2 separate regions of the Homo sapiens genome follow, and region 1 is linked to region 2. The links are chromatin contacts, found by Hi-C in ENCODE. All regions are on one chromosome and are shown on one strand. Each heading gives the region's core, a stretch centred on a gene start or an enhancer-like site at or near the end of the contact. The rest is flanking DNA. Distances are from core to core; before and after follow the strand shown. Region 1 holds the start of CREB5 (cAMP responsive element binding protein 5). Region 2 has its middle 73 kb from the start of LINC03007.

Region 1 (4,176 bases), core at 1,020-3,519, 2.6 Mb before region 2:
AATTCCTATGTTAAATCTATGATTTGTGATTCTCAACAATGGAATACTAATGGATACTCAAAAAACACTAATTGCTCATTTTTTTCCTAATTACGAAATGTAATAATTCTTTAGTGAAAACATTAAACATGATGTCATTTTTAAAGTGCCAGACTTTGTATTTAAAGCATTGCCACAAAATAGATAGCTTACTTATTTTACAAATAGCAACACAAAAAGGGTCTTCTGTGTCTTTAAGTCTGTTTAGCATATCTGAAAGTGCTTCTTCCTCACACTTAGATATTTAAGGCAATTGCCCCCCAGTTTATTACCTTATCTCAATTGTATAATTTTCTTAAATAGAATTCAGAGAAATAGTCATAGATTTAAATTTTTAAACACTAATTAAGCATTGGTTGATTCCCATAATACAGCTGGTAGTCAAAGTGGACAAGATAATGAATTGACTGAGATCACTGTTCCATCTTCATCCAAGAAAGCTGCCTCTAAAAAAAAAAAAGACCTTAAATTGCTGTAGAAATCCAATTTGTAAGAAGCAAAAGAAGCATATAGATGGGAAACACCAGCCAGGATCACATTAATTTTGTGACTAACTGCATTGCTTAGAAGAAGAAGAAGGAGAAGGAGAAGGAGAAGAAAGAAAAGATGACAAAAATAATAAGTCCACTCAAATCCCAATTTTAATCCAACAACATAACCAGAAGAAAATGAACTACAAATACAAAGTTCACATCTTAGTGATCTAGTGAACACTACACACCGACAAAATAATTTTTAGCTTAGTAAGAAGTAAACTCCAATGACAAGAAAATATTATAGGATTGTGATACCTCATTGCTAAAAAGTAGATTATAGTAAGAAATTGGGAGTCTAGGAACTTGCCATCATGGAAACTCCATGATTGATTGGTTTTGAATGTGCAGGTGTGGGAAACTGACAAATCATTGTAACAAAAATCTTAAACTTACTAGAATTGAAAATCTATGCAGGAAAAGTCTCTGTGACAAACTACCATTCATTTAGCCACCTATTCAAATAAAAGCTGTGACATAACAGAGATCTAGAAATAAGGGCATGGTTTCCAATTTTTTGTTGGAATGTTCTAATAAACTATCTTCTCAGGTATCAACTATATAAGGTCACGACTGACCGCTAATTGACAGGCAATTTATCGGCACCAGCAATTTACATTAAAAATAGTGGGCTTGGAGATATTTTCAAATATGTTTACTATGAGTTAAGTTGAAAAATAAAAACCACTATAATCAGTAAGGATTTAAAAATAAGAGATCCATATAAAATGCTATAAGCAAAGGAAAATGAGAAACATTTCTGGGGAGACACAAGTGAGTTTTATTATACTTCTTCTTTTAAGTTTTAGAACTAAAGTAATAGTTGATATTCAACCCATAGAATCATCCTTCAGGGGCATACACATCTAGGTTTGAATGCGGAAAACTGTTTTATTGTTTTTTTTTAATTTTTAGGTTTCTTTTTCAAGAACTTTCTTATTAAAACTTAAATACTTATTGAAGTGATTCATGAAACCTCACAGAAAGGGGAATTCATGCTTGACACATTACTTAACATGCTCCATAGCTTCCCCACTGTAGTTCATATGCTTCTGAACATATTTTACCTGGGAAATAATAGTCTTATTCACACACACACACACACACACACACACACACACATCCTTCCACATAAAATGCTATAAGTCCCAGGAAACTGACAAAAGCAACATTAAAATTTTGTGCAAAATCTAAACTCCATTTCTGAATTCCATCTATGAAAATACAACATTGGTTCTATTTAACTAAGTGCAAAGTTTTCTCTCTGTTTAATATGCATAATAAACATCATCCTTACCATTATCTGTAGAATAAAAGCAGCAACGTGTTGCTTCCTGCAGTCACCAAATCAAGTTTTTTCTTCCTTTCTTTCTAGTAACTTCTGTTTCACCAGCAAGATTAGGAAGAAAATAAGTCTTGAGTATTTGCCTCAGTATTTCAGACCAGAAGATAGTGAAACTAGCTTTTAGTAAAAAGAACAGGTCTGGTATTTTACAATTACTTCTGCAACCCAGAGGTACCTCCTAGACTCTGGTACCTCCCTCGTTCTCTAAGTTTCTTTTAGTAATGAGACTAATTTTTCCAGTAGTCTTGAACTCCCTAGATTTAACTGACATGGAAAATGTGACTAAAAATTTGTGGAACTGTCTAGCCTCCAACCCTACACAGAATCAACTTTGTTGTAAATGTTGAAGAACACCTCGCAAGCAGCTACATGCTCAGTTTATACTCCTGCGCTACGCAGCAGAGAACACCAAATAACAGTGCGCCATCTAGTTAGCAAGCTGCAATCTCCATGCTAGAAGGGGGGACACTTTCAAACCCTGGGAGTTAAGAACTTGTCAGGGTTCAGCTGCTCTAAAGGTCCAATTGTTTGTTTAAATAAAAAAAAATATCGCTACTGAGATAATCCACATCTAGTGGATATGGGAAAATTTAGGTTATAATGGCACTACAAACTTTTACATCTAACTTTGATTTACAAGATAAAAGCAAGTTTTAAATTAAAAGGGCTTTCTGTTAATAGAGCTTATTATTCTGAAGACGGGAATGATTTTCTTCGAAAGTTGTCCCTGGGTGCATGCCTATTATCTTTGCTTTTCCCCTTCCACTAATGAGCATTTATCTAAAGAGCCTGTTAATCCTCTGATGTGTGCTTCTGGTCAGAGGTAACAGTTTGAATAAAACCACTAATCACTGATCACTAAATCACTGATCATTAATCACACTTTCCAGTGCCCATGACTGGGCCATTTTTTTTCCTTTAAGTCTATGCATCACAAACAAGAAGTTCAACATTTTCGATGCACATATATTGTGTGGAGGTTACACTATTTCATCTCTAGATGTGAATAAATACTAAATCCTGCCACAGACTTGGGGAAGGATGTCAATTAGACCCCAGACAGGAGTTTCACAAATGCCTACCCTACAGCATGGCTTTCGCTTTGAAGAAAGTAGATCTAATTATAAGAAAACATGTGTTCTTCAAGAAATTCCCACATATTTGCAATATAAACTTTTCTTTATTTAGTTTTCACCAACTCCAAATCAGGGACCACTCCAATCCCCTCTCTCCCTCTATCCAAAACTCTGTTAATACTTTTTTAAATTTAATTTCTGCTGCACACCTCCCTCACGCCCCCACCCCCCCACCCCCCACACCGAGGGTTCTTTTTACTTTGATCCCTTGCAACAAGTCATACACAGGGTCTTTATTTCAACTGCCAGATACGGAGGTTCTGACTCAGTTCAATGACTTACGTATTCGACTTCCTCTTTCAACATAGAAACTTAAGGTTAAGAGCTAGAAACTAACGCACGCAGCAATTTATTGTATGGAAGTTTAGGTTCAACGACTCACATTCCCTCACTTTGGAAATGAAACGTTTAGTCTTGATCCTTTCAGCTAAACCTGATTTTGTCAGCATCCCTCTTCTGCTAAAGGGCAGGCACTACGTAAAGTGAAATACTTTGTTTGCAGTGGGTGTATTGCTTTCCTAAGTCACCACCACGAGGACAGAGTATTATCATAACGCTTGCAAACATTTCCTGATTTGCCTTTTCTATCAGGACTAAGCATTTTCGCCCTAGAGGAGAAGGCTTACTGGTGCCTTTCTTAAATAATACAAAAGGGCGGATTGCGCGCTGATCAGGTACAGTGGTCCCCTCAGACCCCAGAAGCTTTTACCCACACTCCAGGGACCGTGCTCGCCCCAGGGAAAGCTGTAAAAAGGCGGGGGCGGGGCTAGAGTGATAACGGTGTAGACGGGGGAGTGGTGGAGAGGGAGGGGCTGGGAAGAGAGGGCAATAAAGATGCCCAGGGAGCCGGCGATTGCACGAGTGTGTTGTGGGGAGGGTAGGGGGATGCAAAGCAGAGTTGCTTTGTCAGCATTCTAAGCTCCTGAACCCTTGAGGAGCTCAAGCCGTTAATCAAACACTTACTGGCCTGCAGAATGACGTAATGGACCTGTATCCAGTCTTTATTCCTTGACACATGTCAGAGAAGGAGGGAAAAATAAAAATCAAACACATTCTGCAGACTGACAACGAAATATACAAGTAGCCCGCTCCAGTCCCCGGCCTTGAGCAAGCATCAAGTGGG
Region 2 (3,955 bases), core at 1,140-3,639:
CTACTAATACATAGAAAAAGATAGGAAGAAAATATAGGAAACAGATTTACTTACTGATTGTGAGAATACATATAAACATTTTGGGTTTTTCTTGTTATGCCTTTTGGCATTTCTCAGATTTTTTCAGGAACATATATACTTCATAACCAGAAAAACCTTATTCATTAAAGAAAAATGAAAAATAACATGATAGTCTGGTTTAAATAATAAATAGTTTGGGTTTAATGCTTAGTTATATTACTTAAATTATAATAGTACTTTATTCATTACCCCAAAGCTTATTAAAACAGCACTAACACAGTCATATAAAGCTAACGCCTAAAATTAACACTAAAATGTAATTATTTCCTAGTAGATTGTAAAATTAACTTTTTATAATTACTAAGAACCAGGTGTATAAAAGTGCTAATGTTTTATTACTCTACTTTACCTAGAGTTCAATTTCAAATAACAATTTGACAAATTATCAACTGACAATGTTTTTGGCTTTAAGATGGATATACATTACTGTAATTGCTTGGAATATCATAGGAATTAACATTTATTTTTAACACTGAATCACTTGTTAGCAATGGAATAATGTCTCTGGATATAATTTCATGGAGGAGGCATAAAATAATGCCTCAAGTTATTTACTTTTAAGACTACAAAATTAAATATGAATTGAGTTAAATGTAATCCACATACTGATGTAAATTTAAAAAGACAGTAATTAAGCAAATTTTCCTACCTTTGTTACATGTCAAAAAGTATTTAGAAGAATAAACGTTACACCATACTGACCTAACAAGAAAACTTTTCCATTCCCCTTGATCTTATAATTTTCCACAAACCATTATTCTCCACTGAGAGCACTCTTAACTTCTTACTAATACAGAAATTCTTCGGAATCCTCTATCATTTCTGTGCTGGAGGCCCAGAAATTGCAGAATCGGAAAGGTGTAATTTGTTTTCCAGTGGAGAGAGAAAGAATTTTGGCTGTGAATTTTAATTTCTGTTTAAATAAAGGCCCATAGCCTGCCAAAAGAAGTAATTCTTTCTTACTTTTTTTTTCGTGAAACGGCCTTGTTGACAACTCAGATTTTAAAATGTAATCCAAATTAAGGAACAAAGACTTCCAAATTTAATTTGGAGCAAACAAACTACCATAATAACTTTTCTGAAAACTGTAAAAATGTTACCCAGTATAAACGCGCAGACAATATGTTTTAAAACTTAGGTTCCTGAAGATCGTGTTCATCCTTTCATTTTCCAGGTATTTGTCACTTGACATCTTATTTCATAAATCGTGAAAAGGTACGTCTATGTTCAGTTCGACCTAAAACAGGGAAAATTTTTGTAAAAAAAAAAAGAAGAAAAAAGAAAAAAAAAGATCAAATCAATCACAAGAAGAATTCTCTTATTAAAAAACTGTCAACCGAGTATCCCTGGGGCATTTTACTGTTGGAAACAATTTTAACACATACATCATTCATAAGCAATTCATAAATGCTTAGCTCGAAAGAATTTTCCATCCTTTCTCTGCTTCAGTGCAACTCGGCTCTCCCTAGCTCTGCTAGTGGAAAATTAGGAAGACAGGGAATTCATAGCAAAGGAAAAAATGAATTCTAGTGAAGGAATAATTTTTATTGCACAAAAATTTTGCTTCACACACGGCCAGCCAGGAGCAGTGGCCCTTACACAGATTAAAATAAAATTAATTTGGGGGCGGATAGATTGGTGATCTCTACTTATTTCATGTTACAACTCTTAACGACTTGTAAGAACCAACGAAAAAAATGCATTTAGAAACAGAATTCTCTCAAAAGGGCGAATTAAGACGAATTTTTTCAGAAAGCCATTTATTTCCTTCAGGCCCTTGGCTCAGTCTGGCGAGGCTGGCGGGAGACCCGCCCATACCCCCCGGGAGACAGGCGGGACACCGGGTTCTCGAGTTACAAAGCAGCCCTGGGTGCCCGCCCACTATTTATGCAAAATAAACACGCCCTCTTTATTAAACCAGCCAATGATCAAACGGCATCCTGCCCGGCGGGAGGTGGGGCCGAGGAAGGAAGCACTCAGCAAACCCAGCTCCGCGCGCCTCGGCCCGCTCCGCCTCTTCCTCGTGCCCTTCCTCCTCCGTGCTCCGCCCGCAGCTAGGCCCCTCCCACTCAGCTGGCGTCTGTGCGCTCCGGGAAGAGGTGGGAAATTGGGCGGAGCCGGGGGCGGGGGGAGATGCTCGCGGTTTCTCATTTACATGCAGCCACACTATTGGCTTAGGCTGGCGGTGAAAGGACAAATTAGGGGCGGGTAGCTTGTCAAAGTGCACTTCACGGATTGGCTTAGGCTTACGATGACGTAAGAAGGCCGTTTAAGCAAATGAGAGCGCAGGGCTAATGCGCCTCCTCCCTCTCGCCCCACCTCTGTGTGAGCGACCCAGTGAAAGATGAGCCCTTGAGGCACATTCCCTAGTAGATTTAAATGACAAATCTAGAAAGAAGCGGTTTAAATATTTATGAAGAGGCGGAGAGGTGTAGAGTGTCTTCCGGAAACGCTTCTGATTGGCTGGTGTTTTCAAGCAAGTGTTAGCTTTATGAAATGAGTGAGTACCCCCAGATCAATTCAATGATTATGTTTCGTGCTTCGGTTTTTCTTCTTCCAAAAGCGCCACACCATATACATCTATTTATTTTCTCAGTAATTGGTTGCATGTGTGGTCCGAGGGGCTCACTTTTGTCACATTTTCACTCTCAATATATTTTGTTTTTTGTAAATCATGTCTTATTTTCATCAATTTTAAAATGCAAAGATCTGGGACAGATGGAAACAATTAGAACCTCCGCTCTGCTGATGTGTATAATCTTATTAGTTTAATGGGTCACAGGGTGCAGGACCTATTTCCTATAGATCAAAGTGAAAACAAACACGGTTAATATCCCATTTTGTTTTAGAACCACATCGGATCGGGTTCCCTCTCTGGGCCGTGGTAATGACAATATTAAGAGAGCTTGGGTTGCCTTGAAGTTTAGAGGGAAAATTGAGTCATGAAGCATTTTGGTTTAAAAATGCATTGATATTAACACCAGGTAGCCGGTTGCCAGGTCCCTGAGCTCTCTTGCGTTTATCACAACAGCATGGCTTTTTAAAGGATTTCAGTAATGCTCGTTTTGATCTTTTGCCTTAAAGCAAGTGAAAAATCATGCTTATTTGGTTGTTAATTATACCAGTTCTCAGGTTTCCTCTATTCAGGCTCAGTGCAAAACTTCCGAGCCCTTGGTGTAATTTTCAACTATGACTTCTTAATGATTTTTTTTCTTCATCTGTGGATAGTAGTCACAGACTCTTTTCAGAATTTAATTTAAAAAAAAAAGTTAAGGAGCCACATGACCGCCACCCAAAATGCAGCATTTCATTTCAGGGAGTTCCTGACCGCCTAAGGCCACTCCATAGACTCCTAAATATCTGTGAACTCCGGTATCAGAACCCACACCTTAAGGAAATGTCTTTCATATTTTGAGTTGTGTTCGGTTGTGTTATTCCGAGGCCAAAATATAATCTTCTAAGCACCTACGGGGTTGGACCAGAGCCTCTCTCTTCGTGACAAAGACCCCCTTTGGAAACCTCCCGCAGCAACTTCTCACCCCAATAAATTAAATGCAGCCGCAGTGTGGTCCATTACACTGGAGTGTGAGGTGACGGCCCCTGTCAAAGGTGAACGGCCCAGTACAGCCCCTTAAATATTCCTACAGATAATAAATATCTGTGTAAGGAAGGGATGTAAAAGTTTCCTATTCGTTTGGAAAGCTCGGTACTACAACAATGAATAAACATTGCAGACTGATGAATGCCCCCAAGTCCCTCCACAGAGGCGGCGGGGAGAGAACCAGATCTTAAAAAATTTTTCACTCTAGGCCTGGAGGCCGGGTGCTGCGGCCACCCGTGCCTCGACGTGTTCCTCCGCACGGGCTCTAGGAAT

Evidence for each region. Hi-C counts contacts between places; a loop is a spot of excess contacts on that map. Pooled maps may share reads with other maps.
Region 1: a pooled map shows a loop between it and region 2 (33-fold over the local background). The contact joins the promoter of CREB5 here to the enhancer-like site in region 2. A Hi-C loop is called at or near these places in 2 of 168 maps with a recorded cell type or tissue (ascending aorta and gastrocnemius medialis) and 12 of 50 pooled maps.

What each region holds. Positions count from the first base shown.
Region 1 is chr7:28,410,611-28,414,786 of GRCh38, reverse strand. CREB5 (cAMP responsive element binding protein 5) reads right to left here and starts at 2,269. Exons shown (of 11, transcript NM_182898.4): 1 at 1,870-2,269. The coding sequence starts at 1,872. RefSeq lists an enhancer at 2,183-2,272.
Region 2 is chr7:25,860,770-25,864,724 of GRCh38, reverse strand. No RefSeq gene overlaps it. Among named protein-coding and RNA genes, the nearest start is that of LINC03007, 73 kb to the right of the region's middle. RefSeq lists a silencer at 1,960-2,069. Within about 2 kb of position 2,389, at least 2 of the 41 ENCODE cell types and tissues checked have a DNase peak (open chromatin) inside an H3K27ac peak, as active enhancers do.